Linked DNA regions of Homo sapiens: region 2 is linked to region 1. Evidence: chromatin contacts called from ENCODE Hi-C or POLR2A ChIA-PET data. All regions are on one chromosome and are shown on one strand. The core of a region is the stretch at or near the end of the contact, and the rest is flanking DNA. Distances in the headings are between cores, read along the strand shown.

What was found. A loop is a pair of places that touch in the nucleus more often than their neighbours do. ChIA-PET counts read pairs that join two places held with the same protein, here RNA polymerase II (POLR2A). Pooled maps may share reads with other maps.
Region 2: a loop to region 1 is called in a map of HepG2, with 5 times the contacts of the local background. The contact joins two enhancer-like sites. A Hi-C loop is called at or near these places in 1 of 168 maps with a recorded cell type or tissue (HepG2) and 1 of 50 pooled maps. POLR2A ChIA-PET finds 5 or more read pairs at or near these places in 3 of 52 experiments (AG04450, OCI-LY7 and WTC11).

The regions. Positions count from the first base shown.
Region 1 is chr16:29,262,222-29,268,632 of GRCh38, forward strand. No RefSeq gene overlaps it. Among named protein-coding and RNA genes, the nearest start is that of NPIPB11, 140 kb to the right of the region's middle. RefSeq lists a silencer at 3,084-3,246. Within about 2 kb of position 3,610, at least 22 of the 41 ENCODE cell types and tissues checked have a DNase peak (open chromatin) inside an H3K27ac peak, as active enhancers do.
Region 2 is chr16:29,314,642-29,320,782 of GRCh38, forward strand. It overlaps the pseudogene SNX29P2. Among named protein-coding and RNA genes, the nearest start is that of NPIPB11, 89 kb to the right of the region's middle. RefSeq lists an enhancer at 4,955-5,455. Within about 2 kb of position 4,035, at least 9 of the 41 ENCODE cell types and tissues checked have a DNase peak (open chromatin) inside an H3K27ac peak, as active enhancers do.

The DNA.
Region 1 (6,411 bases), core at 2,360-4,859:
GTGTCGAAGCCCCGGGGTCTCTCCTTGGTCCCTGGCTCCCCTCACAGCCCTCCCTGCCCATGGAGCTCCGGGCTTCCACACACATTTCTCTCCTTTTTAACGGCTCATTTCTTTGGGTTCAGCAGTACCTGGGTCCCCAGTGCCCTCCTTCTGAGGCTCTCTCCTTTGAGTGGCCACCCTCCCCCCACACACTTGGAGCCCGGAACCGGGAGTGCCGTGGACACCAGCCCTCCCTGGCCCAGACCCTCTGCCTCTCCTGGGCCTCCCAAGAGTAAAACCTCTCCACGCCAGACCAGGCTGCAAACCTGGATTTGAAACCAGCGCTGTCGCACTCCTTGAACTGTATCAGGGGTTTTCAGTAGCGGGACCGGAACCAGAACCCAAAAGAGGCTCCTTCCTTGTCTTGAATTCCTCCCACCTGAGTTAGCATCTTGGAGGTCAACGTTTCAAGGAATTCAGTATCTGAGAAGAGAAAGACACCAAACCGTAGTTCCCCATGAGGACTTGTTGCTGGAAAAAACATCTAACTCCATACAATGTTTGAAGAGAGTTATTCTGAGCCAAATGTGAGAAGCATGACCGGTGACACAGCTCCAGGGGGTCCTGAGGACATGTGCCGCAGGGGGTTGGGCCACAGCCCGAGCTCATACACTACGGGGACAGGAGGTTCAGGCAGAGTCAGTCAATACTTGACAGATGTACGTTGGCTCTGCCCAGAAAGGCGGGACGACTTCAAGGTGAGGAGGGGCTTCCTGGTCACAGGTGGGTTCAAAGACTTTCTGATTAGCAATTGGTTGAGAGAGTTAAGTTATTATCTGATCACCTGGACTCAATAGAAAGGAGTGTCTGGATTAAGATAAGGGGCTGTGGAGACCAAAGTTCTTATTCTGTAGAAGAAATCTCATAGGGGGCTGCCCTTCGAGGCAATAGATGGCAAATGTCTCCTATTGAGACCTTTGAAATGTGCTAGACGCTAAGCCCATCTCTCCAGCATCAGAAAAAGCCCTGGAAAGGGAAGAGGATTCTCTACAGAATGTGGATTTTCCCCACAAGAGACAGCTTTGCGGGGCCGTTTAAAATTATGTCAAACACTCTATTCCTTCCAGGACCTGCTCCCTGTCATGTGATGTTATACTAGACTCGGGTTGGAATTTGGTGTCTTATTGCTACAAACAGCCTGTGCTGTCAGTCTTAAACTCTCGGTTTTAATGTGAGTGCTGGTCAGCTGGGCCTGAATTCCATAGGGAGGGGGGTATAAAGAGACGTGTCCGACCCCCACTTCCCATCACAGCCTGAACTTGTTTTTTAGGTTTACTTTGGAATCCTCTTGGCTGAGAAGAGGGTTCCATTCAGTTGGTTGGGGAGCTTAGAGTTTTATTTTTGGGCTGGGCACGGTATCTCACGCCTGTAATCCCAGCACTTTGGGAGGCCGAGGCAGGTGGATCACCTGAGGTCAGGAGTTCAAGACCAGCCTGGCCAGCGTGGCAAAACCCCATCTCTACTAAAAATACAAAAATTAGCCAGGCGTGGTGGTGGGTGCCTGTAAGCTCAGCTACTCGGGAGGCTGAGGCAAGAGAATCGCTTGAACCTGGGAGGCGGAGGTTGCTGTGAGCCGAGCTAGTGCCACTGTAGACACAGCGAGACTCTGTCTCAAAAAAAAAAAAAATTATTTTTGGTTCACAGACTTAAAAGAATCAGTGCTCTGCCAAGCAAGCCAGCATCCCTCTAATTTTTTCTTAATTAATAAACTATTTTTAAGAGCAGCTTTAGGTTTCAGAAAATAGAACAGATAACAATTACCATATCCCTTCTCTCCATCCTCCCTTGCCCTCCAGTTCCACTACTGAGAACATTCTGTGGGTGCTGACAGATGAATCATGGCACACGATCCCCATTACAGTATCACAGAGCAGCTTCCTGGGCCCCTAAATCCTCCATGCTCCTGCCACGCACCCTCCCTGCCCTCCTTGCTCCTGCCATGCACCCTCCCTGCCCTCCGTGCTCCTGCCACTCACCCTCCCTGCCCTCTGTGCTCCTGCCACTCACCCTCCCTGCCCTCCGTGCTCCTGCCATGCACCCTCCCTGCCCTCCTTGCTCCTGCCACTCACCCTTCCTGCACTCTGTGCTCCTGCCAGTCACCCTCTGCCCAGCCCCGGCAGCTGCTGATCTTTCTTGTTTTCATGGTTTTGCCTTTTCCTGAATGTCATGGAGTTGGAATCACACAGTATCCAGCCTTTTCCAATGGGCTTCTTCACCTAGCAGCATCTAAGATTCCTCCCTGCCTTTTCACAGCCTGGCAGTTCCTTTCTTTTTAGCACTGAAAAATATTCCATTGTCTGGAGGGACCCCAGCTTATCCGTTCACCTATGAAGGTATCTTGGTTTCTCCTAAGTTTCTGGAGATGATGAAATCCACCCTCTAATTTTCACCTGTTTCTCTGTGCTCCGCCCCTCCCAACTGGGAGCTCTGACAGGGAGGGGGATGCCCACGCTGCCATGTGGCCCGCAGCACCCACTCACCCTGTGTCTGCTGAACTGCATGGTAGGGAACAGAAGGGAGGCTGGAAGTTCCCCGTGGGAAGGGAGAGAGGAATGAGCCCTTTTGTCCCTCTGTCGGGTGGAGAGCCGCACAAGTGACACACAGGGGTCCCTCCCTGATGCTGCTGGGAAGGAGGCAGGAGGAAGGGATGTCCCAAAGTGGGGCGCACAGACCCTAGATAGATAGACCCTAGATAGACCCTAAATAGACCCTAGATAGACCCTAAATAGATAGATCCTAGATACATAGACCCCAGATAGACTCTAGATAGACCCGAGGTAGACTGCCCGGGTCTGTCCAGGCCAACTTGAGGGCTTCCCTTAGGAGGCAACTGTCCAGGTCCTCTCTGGGTTGGAGACTGGGGTTTGCCAATCACCACTTAATTTAAACTCTTTAAAATGTATATATCTGAGAACATTCAGGACCAGAAGGCAGTGAAGTTGATAGCTTCCTATCAACCCTCTTAAAACCATGGAGATCCCAGCCTTCTCTGCAGGGAAGGGGGCAGAGCCCGGAGCCTGACCCTGGGGCAGCCATGCCCTGTGATAATCCACCAGAGCCCAGGAGCCCACTGTCCTTGTTGAGAAGAGCAGGCGCCTCTGCTTTGTAGTGGAATCACTGCATACAGAACATGCTTCTGAAAGTTCCTGCCCCTCAGCCCTGTGGAGATCCGGCCTCCCTCCCTCCATGGCCTTGGCTGTCTGCCCGGCTTCAGGAGATACAGTCCAGCCTCCTTGGTGACTGTGTGAGGCTGGGTGAGTCACTGCCCCCTTTCTGACCTTGTCTGATTCATGGTAAAACGGGCTATGAGTAACTGGTTTAATCTTGCACATGAACTGGGATTGACTGGTAATGGCTGTCTGGAGTCTGGGTCTAGCTCTGTGTAGATTAGACATGTCTGCCATGGTGCGGGTGAGGGAGGTGGGGTTGTGCCGAAGTCTCTGCCATCGGCTATTCTCTGGGGTTTTTCTACTGGTCCTACTCGTTTTTGTTCATTTTACAATCCAGAGTTGTGAGTTGGGTAGATCAGCTGGGAAAAAATGGAAAAGTAGTTGTTTTAATTATTTCCCCTTTATGTGGTTAAAAAGAAGATGAAGAAGATTCTTTAAGTTCTAGCATTGACTGTTGAAAGCCACTTGTATAAAAGGTGCCAAGAACTACAGGATTCTTTCATCTACTGCTTTGCTTCAGGTGAGACTTGGAATATGATGGGATCAGGAATGGGTCTGAGTGCGAATTTTCATGATGGTCTCTTTTTTTTTTTTTTTTTGAGACGGAGTCTCGCTCTGTCACCAGGCTGGGGTGCAGTGGCATGATCTCGGCTCACTGCAAGCTCCGCCTCCCAGGTTCACGCCATTCTCCTGCCTCAGCCTCCCGAGTAGCTGGGACTACAGGCACTTGCCACCACGCCCAGCTTATTTTTTTTTTGTATATACATATATATATATATTTTTTTTTTTAGTAGAGACAGGGTTTCACCGTGTTAGCCAGGATGGTCTCAATCTCCTGACCTCGTGATCCACCCGCCTCGGCCTCCCAAAGTGCTAGGATTACAGGTGTGAGCCACCATGCCTGGCTAACAATCACTGTGGTCTCTTAATGACAGTGTTATCTTGCATGCCCAGAAATTTACATTATTTCCAGCTTGAAATTGCCCAGCTAGGTAGGTATTACAATCTGATGGTGGAAAAGCTCAGGCAGACCTGCCCAGGCCCCATTGGCGGTGGAGGGGCTGCTGCTCTGGCCTGTGCTCGGGGCCATCGATCCTCCTGCCCAGAGAAGAGCCAAACACCCATGCCCATTGGTGACTGACCCTGAGCCGGCGATGCTGGCTGCCTATGATGATTTAAGGGGGTGATTCTCAAAGCCTGCTCTGTCCTGCCAGCCCCAATCAGCAGTGGGAGGTGCTCCCGGTCATTTCTGGAGGTCAGGATGTGTCTTCTCACACGGGTTTCTTTCACTTAGCCACAGTGTGGCCTGACCTTCAGAAGTGAGTCACTTGAGGAGGAGTGGGAGGAAGTCCAGTCATTCCTCTAATAATCGTGTGATGGGGGAAGAGAGAGAGATTTGGAGGGAGGGAAGGAGAGAGGCAGAGAAAGAGCATGTTGGGAGAGAGGCCACAGCTAGCAGCTGACAGTTGCCCAGGGCTGCGTGGGGAGGCTGACCTTTCTGTATGGGATCGGTCACGGGCATGCTGACCGCCTGGCCTCAACACTGTGCCCACCAGGTGCAAGAATTGAAAAGGGAATGTACTAATATGCAGAACGTGGGGTCCACAGAGACGCAGATGCATCAACCAGAGAGCGAGAGAAGCGTCTCTGGAGCTGGGATAGGCCACTGTGTAAGATGCAAGGCTGGAGAGTGGGTATCTGCCAACCCCAGAGCCCTCAACATAGGGGAAATTAACCGCTCCAGGCGGAAGGCAACTTAGGGACGTTTTTGGAGACAGGCACATCACCACTGTCACCTGCAGCCACGGGCAACCGTGAGTTGGTTTGAAGGATGGTTGAAAAGAAAAGCCCCTTGTGCTGGAAAAGTCCTTCCCAGCCCACTTCCCCACCCCTGCTGACGCCAGGGACCCTCAGTGTGCCCCAGGCCGCACCGCCAGCCCTCTCTCAGTGGGGGTAAGAGACACACAAGCTGCCTGCCACCGAGGCCCACCCCAGGGGCTGGGCAGAAACCCCATCTTCCTGCAGGCCCTGGCTGCCAGGAGGGCCACCCACACCATGTCAGACGCTGCCTGGCAGGGCTCTGCCATTGTCCCTGCTTGGTCACGGAGCAGCATGGGTTAAAAGTGCTATTGTTAGGCCAGGCGCAGTGGCTCACGCCTGTAATCCCAGGACTTGGGAGGCTGAGGCGGGCAGATCACTTGAGGTCAGGAGTTTGAGACCAGCCTGAGCAACATGACAAAACCCTGTCTCTACTAAAATTAGCTAAGCGTCATGGCACGCACCTGTAATCCCAGCTACCCAGGAGGTTGAGGCAGGTGAATTGCTTGAACTCGGGAGGTGGAGGTTGCAGTGAGCCAAGATCACGCCACTGCACTCTAGCCTGGGCGGCAGGGTGAGACTCCCTCTAAAAAAAAAAAAAAAGCCCTATTGTCACATGAAAAGTTTATTTGTTGGGGACCTGTAAGGCTCAAGAGAATGAACCCAGACTTGGTGGCAGCTCTGTTGGTGGCTGAGCTCTAGGGACAGTGCCCTCACTGGGGTGGGCTCAGGTGTCACCAGGGCCCAGGCGACAACTGGGGAGCCAGCACTGAACCAGACACGGTGGTTGTCCCTCCCTTGCACTCATGACAGGCTCAGGGTCCTGGCAGGCACTTGCAGAGCCCACTGGCAGGGAGTGTTGACATCTGGTCCCCAGCCATCCCGATCACACCACTGATGTCATCACCTTGTACCCCTGGGATGCTCCATGGCCTCTCCACCATGCACACTGGAACATGGGGAGAAGGATGCCGTGTCTGAGGTGGTATGAGATGACAAGGAGCATGCTTGGGGCCGGTGGAACAACGTGCTCCCAGCTGCCCCTGCCCTTCAGGGTGAGGGACCTGCTCCAGCAAGTTCAGGGCCCCGTGGAGACTCAGCCTGGAGAGGAGAGGCTCAAGGGCTCCTCCCGGAGTTCTGGGAATGTGTGGGAGTTGGAGGCACCCTGCGGCTAGAAGGCACTGTTTCCCGCTGCTGTGCAGACAGGACGGGAGGAAGGGGGTTCATGCCGTACCCAGGGGATTTGGCGAGACAGTTAAAGGCTGAGCAAGGAGCTCATGAGGCTTTGGTGGGGCTGGCATGGGTCCCCCAACCCTGGAAGTCGCAGAGAGCACCACCTGCAGGTGGCCCAAGCCATCCTTCAGGAAAGGCACTCAGAGCCCGG
Region 2 (6,141 bases), core at 2,785-5,284, 53 kb after region 1:
GCCCGCTGGCTTCAGGGCCATCCTCCAGACAGCTGAAGTCATTGGCTCTGTTCACCAGGCTGCTGGACCTCATGGCTTGGGGACCACTGGCCCTGCCTCCCCAGGCTCTGAGCTGGGCTCTGGAGCACGGTCCCCTGGCAGGGGCGTCCGCTAGCACCGTCATTCTGCTGGAAGTTCCTCCGGGGCGGGGGTCCTGGGCTTGCTCACAGCGCCCGGCCCCTTGGAGATGCCCAGTGAATTCTGGTCTCTAGAGCCGAGCTTTGGGAAGGTCATGGTGTGGCTGACCTTCAGGGTGACTTTGCATGAGGAAGGCTGGCCTGTCCACCGGGCCGTGTGGAGGGGCCTGGAGCAACTGCTGGGTATGGACCAGAGCTGGGCCTTCTCCCCCCACCTCAGGCCAGGCATGCCTGTGTGGCTCGTGCTTAGATGGAATTGCTGAAATGTTAAAAGCATGGCTTTACCTTTTCTCCCTGTGGCCCAGTTTCATTCTTATTGCTGATCGTTGCCCAAAAAACCAAAACAAATCAAATAAATACATGGACCAAACCTCCCAGGCCCCAGCTTGAACAGCGGCAGGAATGGAATTGGCCACATCACTGCATCTTACTCTCTGCTGTTGCTTCAGAGCCTGCAGTGATGCCTGTAGCCTCAGCAGTCAGAGGTCTGCGGCTGTCCTCACTCAACCCAGACAGCTCACGAGGGAGAAGATTTTGATTTAAGTTTCTCCTTATTTGTCAGCAGAAAGATTTTCTTTCTTTTTCTGGAGAAAAAAGTCTACATTTTGAAACACACAGTAGGTAAAGTCTCTAAGTACCACCTTCTCAAAATGAGGAAATGAGGTTATTGAAAGAGGGAGAGAGAGAAATTTGCTTTTTGGGGTGTTGGCTTTCTTAGGGTTCCCAAGGATTGGTGGACCCCCCGAATTTGGGCAGCTAACCAAATTTGTGTGTTTTATGCAAAAGTAGCATATCATTGCAACTTGGAAAACCTTGGAACATTTTCCTAAGGAATGTGCTCTCAGGACAGCAGCATTTGCCTGTTTTCTCTATGAAGAGAAATTGGTTTAGTTCTTAGGATTTCTATCCATGGCTTGCTCACGCCTCTGCTTGGACTGTGCATCCAAGCCGGTGACCCCGGATCTGAGGGCTTTTCTAAAGAATGCTGTCTAAGGCCATGCCACCCTGAACACACCCGATCTCATCTGATCTAAAGAATGCTGCTGTGGATGGCCGATCCCCATGAGACCTCCTAGCAGTTACAGAAAGACTGGATTCATTTGCACAAAGTAAAAAGTTATGCTTTCAGAGTTGCCCTGTCAGATGATTGTAGTTCTTTTCAAATCATTCACTCCAAGCGCAGGTGGTGTTTCCTAGCGGGAAGCAGCGGGGGCCACTTCACCCACACCTGTCCCTGTGAGTGCAGGTGTGCGACCTGGCCCCATTGTGTCTTGCAGGGTGCCTCAGGTTCCTGTGGCCACTGGGACAAAGCTCACAGCCTGGCTGGCTTAGAACACAGGCTTGTGTTCTCGTGCAGGTTTGGAGGCCAGATGCCTAGGATGAAGATGTGGGCAGGGCCACGCTGCCTGAGAAGGCCCTTTCCTTCTCCCAGCTTCTGGTGGTGGCCGCATCCCTCCAGTCTCTGCCCGCGTCCCCCATGGCTGTCTTCCCCCCGTGTCTCCCTCTGTGTCCCTCTCCTTACAACGACAGTCACTGGATTTGGAGCTCCCTCTCCTGCAGGATGACCTCATTACAACCTAAGGAATCACATCTGCAGAGACCCTAGTTCCCAGTCAGGTCACATTCTGGGGTCCTGGGCCAGGACATGAGTTTTGTGGGGACACTGTTCAGCCCAGTACACAGGACACGGGTGGTCAAGTGCTGTCTCTTCTCCAAGTTCTCTGTGAGGTGAAATGGTGAGGCTGACCTATATGTGTCCTTAAGGCAGAATGTGGACTCCACGCAGGGGTGGGTGTTTGTCTGTCTGTCTTGGGACATTGAGTGCCTCACGGTGACTGAAAGCTGGGAGGAAGGTGTGGTCAGTGTGGGCTCCAGGCAGAAAAGTGAGCAGAGCCTCCTTCTCAGCAGGTCACCCAGATGCTGTGACCTGGAGGTAGTCCTGCAGGTGGCTGTGAGGGGCTCTCTTGCTAACAGACTGAGGACAGGTGTCTCTCCATCATTTTTTCTCATAAAGGAATGAGTCAGCAGGCTTGAAGAAGGTGGCCGGCTTGGCCTGGAGGCTGCACATGTGAGGTGCACGGGGTGTGGGCTGTGCGTGCTTCCCCCGGGAGGGAGCATGTCAGCTGGCTTCCATCGGGCAGAGGCTTCGAGATGCCTTTTGTTTTTCTAGGCAGCGCTGTCACGTCGAGTCTGTAATTTGAAGAAATCAGTTGTTGGCACTCGGTTTTGTGCTGCCTTCCCTTGCACATGAGAGTGCGTTAGCAGGTGGTGCTCTTCATTCCTTTGTGACTAATAAAGCCACATGCCACCCACCAAGGCACAGGATGACAAGCCCTCCTGGCTCTCTTGTCTCGCTTCCCACAGTGCCTCTCATGGCCCCACAGATGGAGAGCTGGGAATCGGCTTGTGATTTGAACCACCAGAGTCAGTAACGGGGGTTCTGGAAAGTGGGAAGGCAACTAACGGTGTAATGGAGACTCTTTAGCTCTTTGGGGACTGCAGGACAGCTCGCCAGGAAAATAGAGGCGTGCACGGTGGCAGGGATGCTGCCTGGCTGAGCCTGGAAGGCAAGCCCGTCCTGGCCTTGAGGGGCCTCAGTGGGCATAGTGTAGGGATATGGCTGGGGAAAGCAGGGACTGAGGCCAGACAGGGTGTTCTCCTCCCAGGTGACGCCACGCTGTGGGGATCCCATGAGCCTCAGCAGCCGGATGCCGAGCACTTCTGTTCTCCTTGTGTCCTGGGCACTGCTCAGGGGGGAGACTTCTGCCTCGATTGAAGTCCGACTAGGCCTCCCAGAGCAGGGCCTGCGGGTGCCTTGGGCTGAGGGAGCTCAGGACAGCAGAGGCACGTGTGCGGGGCTGTGCGTGTTCTTCCCGTCTCCCTGAGCACCTCTCATGGGTTCCTAGGATCCAGTGAGGGCCGCTGCTTCTCCACCTGGTGGGCCCAGGAAGCTTGCACTTTAAGGCCGGTGTTCACTCCTAACTAGTAATTGGACTTGGACACATCACTTCTCCTTTTTCTGGCTTTTGCCTCAAAACCAAAGTGATGAGAGTAGTGACATTCCTACTTCATGAGGCTTTTTAAAAAAAGTCCATCAAATAACATGAGATCAAATGCTTAAAGTGGAAAATGGCAGTTAAATTCAAGGTGATCTTTTGATCCCATCATGATAGGATTTTTCCCACTCCCTGTTAAGTGCGGCTGCTCAGTGCTGTCAGAAAAGGTAAAGGAATCCGAGCCCCGAGGGCTGCCCAGAAGTGGGCGCTTGCCCCAGCTGCTGTCCAGTAGCATCTGCGGGCAGCACCTGCACCCATCTGTGCATTTTCAGATCCTCGCCCTCCTCACCCGCCGCGCTCTGCGGGCAGCACTTGGGCGGCTGGTCCATTCTCTGGATCTCCTTGGTGGCCGGCAGGGAGCATTCGCCCAGGCTGGGGCCTGGAGCGCAGACGGAAGGAATTAGATAATTTGATGTCTGAGGACAGTGGAAACTCGGTGGCGGGTAACCAGATGAATATATATTTTTTATTTAATAAGTATGAGTCAGGGTTTGAACTGGCAACTTAATTTTTACAAAGTTGAATTTAAATGTGAATGTTTTCACTCATTTCTCTTACCTATACACCTGGGTGTTTTAGATTTATCTTCTTTCCTGTTACTAACCCGTTTTTAAATTTTGTGTGGACTCATTCATCCTTCAAAGTCTATGGAATTTTTCTCCTGGAGTGTGAAGGTCGGAGGGTCACAGGAGGGCGGTTCTGAGGATGTTTCTTTTTATCGACTCGTGCTCCAAAGACGTTTTCCTGCTGGTGGGATGGCTGTTTCTTTCTTGCCTCCCGGTGGCAGCAGCTGGGCTGCTTTGTATCTAAAGTCAGTAGTTGGGCTCTCATGAAACTATTGAAGTGCAGTTTGAAAGCTGGGTTTTCCGGTAACTATGGTGCAACCTCTGGCAGCAGCTGGGCTCTCCTGTAAGGATTTCCTAGTGATTTTAATGGTTAGGTTCCCCCATGACCACAGCCAGCGGCTGGGTTCCTCTGTGAGTCACTAAAGTTGCTCAGCCTGGGGCTTCCTGAGGCGCCCCAGTCACCCAGCCAAGATCTGAGGGTGACTTGGAGTATTTTAGAGATGACCCGAGAATTGGAAGCCAAAGAGCGGCTGCTTCCTGTATGGCTTCTTTATGCATGAGGATGAAAATGTGCTGCCGAAACGACTTTAGGGTGTTCTTCCCTCTCATCCTACAAATCCCACTGTCCTGGCTGGTTTCTTTTTGTCTGTAGCACAGACAGGTTTGTTGTGATTATACAGAGAGTCAAAACGTGTCTCAAGTATCTACTGATAAGAAAGTCAAGAGGCATGTTTCCAAAACCCGAGGGACTTTTGATACCTAATAGAGTACTTAAAAAAACCCAAACACTTCTTTCTCTGTTTTAATTATTTCCACCATTTTAGTCTCAATGGGAACAGATTTTTAGGGTTTGGGCAGTAGAGTCCAAACTTGAGGCTCTTGGTAGTCAAAACAGGACGCTTTTCAGCTTAATCTTTTTATTACTACAATTTTGGATTCCATCCTGTATTTTCCTGTAAATTAGTGAAGTTGCATGAGCCAGCTAGAGAGGCCACTGCATTGAAGAGCCCTTCCCATCATGCCCAGATTCGTCATCGCTACAGGGATGGGGTCCTGTGGCCTAGTGGGAAGTGGCCAGGCATGCAGTGGGGCGCTGGCTCCATCCTGTCACCTGCTCCGCCGTGGCCTTCGGATCCTCAGTTTTCTCCCTGTTGAATACAGGGCATCTCTGGATGCTGCTCAGGGCGTGCTGAGAGCTCTCCGTAGCGCAGGTGGTAGAGACCTGGGGGTCCCAAGACAGTTCTCTGCGTGTGCACGGTGAGCCCCAGGAAGACAATGCACCTGGCTTTGGCCCCACAGTGAGAGTAGGTTGTGCCCACTCGGCTTGTGGTATAGGGACTCCAGGGATGAGGACACAGGCCCTGTCCGTAAGGAGTTTGTGCTCTAGTTGAGAAAGCACGATGGAGAGGCATTGGGAATGACATAAGCAAGCCCCGGACCTGAGCAGCGATGGGAGGGTGTGTTGCAGTCCGTTGTAATCACTATTTACACAGGAGCAGCCACTGTGCACCAGAATGTTCTGGGTGCCTGACATCCATGGGTGGACACAACAAAGGCCCGTGTTTATGAGGGGGACAGTAACAATACATACGTGAATTCTCCAAACTGTGTTTGCGAGGGGAACAGAATAACAATACATAACGTGAATTCTCCAAACTGTGTTTGTGAGGGGGACAGAGTAACAATACATACTTGAATTCTGCAAACTGTGTTTGCCAGGGGAACAGAATAACAATACACACGTGAATTCTCCAAACTGTGTTTGCCAGGGGAACAGAATAACAATACACACGTGAATTCTCCAAACTGTGTTTGCCAGGGGAACAGTAACAATACACACCTGAATTCTCGAAACTGTGTTTGTAAGGGGGACAGAGTAACAATACACACATGAATTCTCCAAATGCCAGAAGGTGGTCAGTGCTCTGACAAAACAAGTGGGAGGAGGGTGGGAGCCCAGGAGGGCGGGAGGGTCAGGTGGTTATCCAGGGGGATGGTGAAGCCAAGACATGAAGGAAGGGAAGGCGGTGGCCGAGCAGGTCTGAGTAGGCGGAGGACCAGCGAGTTCTGATCCAATTGTTGAGGTCCCTGATCTCACCCTCTGGGCATTCAGGACCTTAGGTGCTGCTGCGAGTTCAGGGCAGAGGGAAGTTGGAGCATGGAAGGTCTGGGAATCTTGTGAGCGCCCCAAGTGTGCACCTGGTATGGGCCGACCAAGTCAGAGGGATCAAGAACTTAAGTAAATGGAAAGAGTGTGTCATGACACCTTAGTGAGAATTTATATCTCGTGGGGAGCCCCGCCTGTGGGCCAGCTAAGCACCTTCTGTGCAGTGGGCCTTTCCA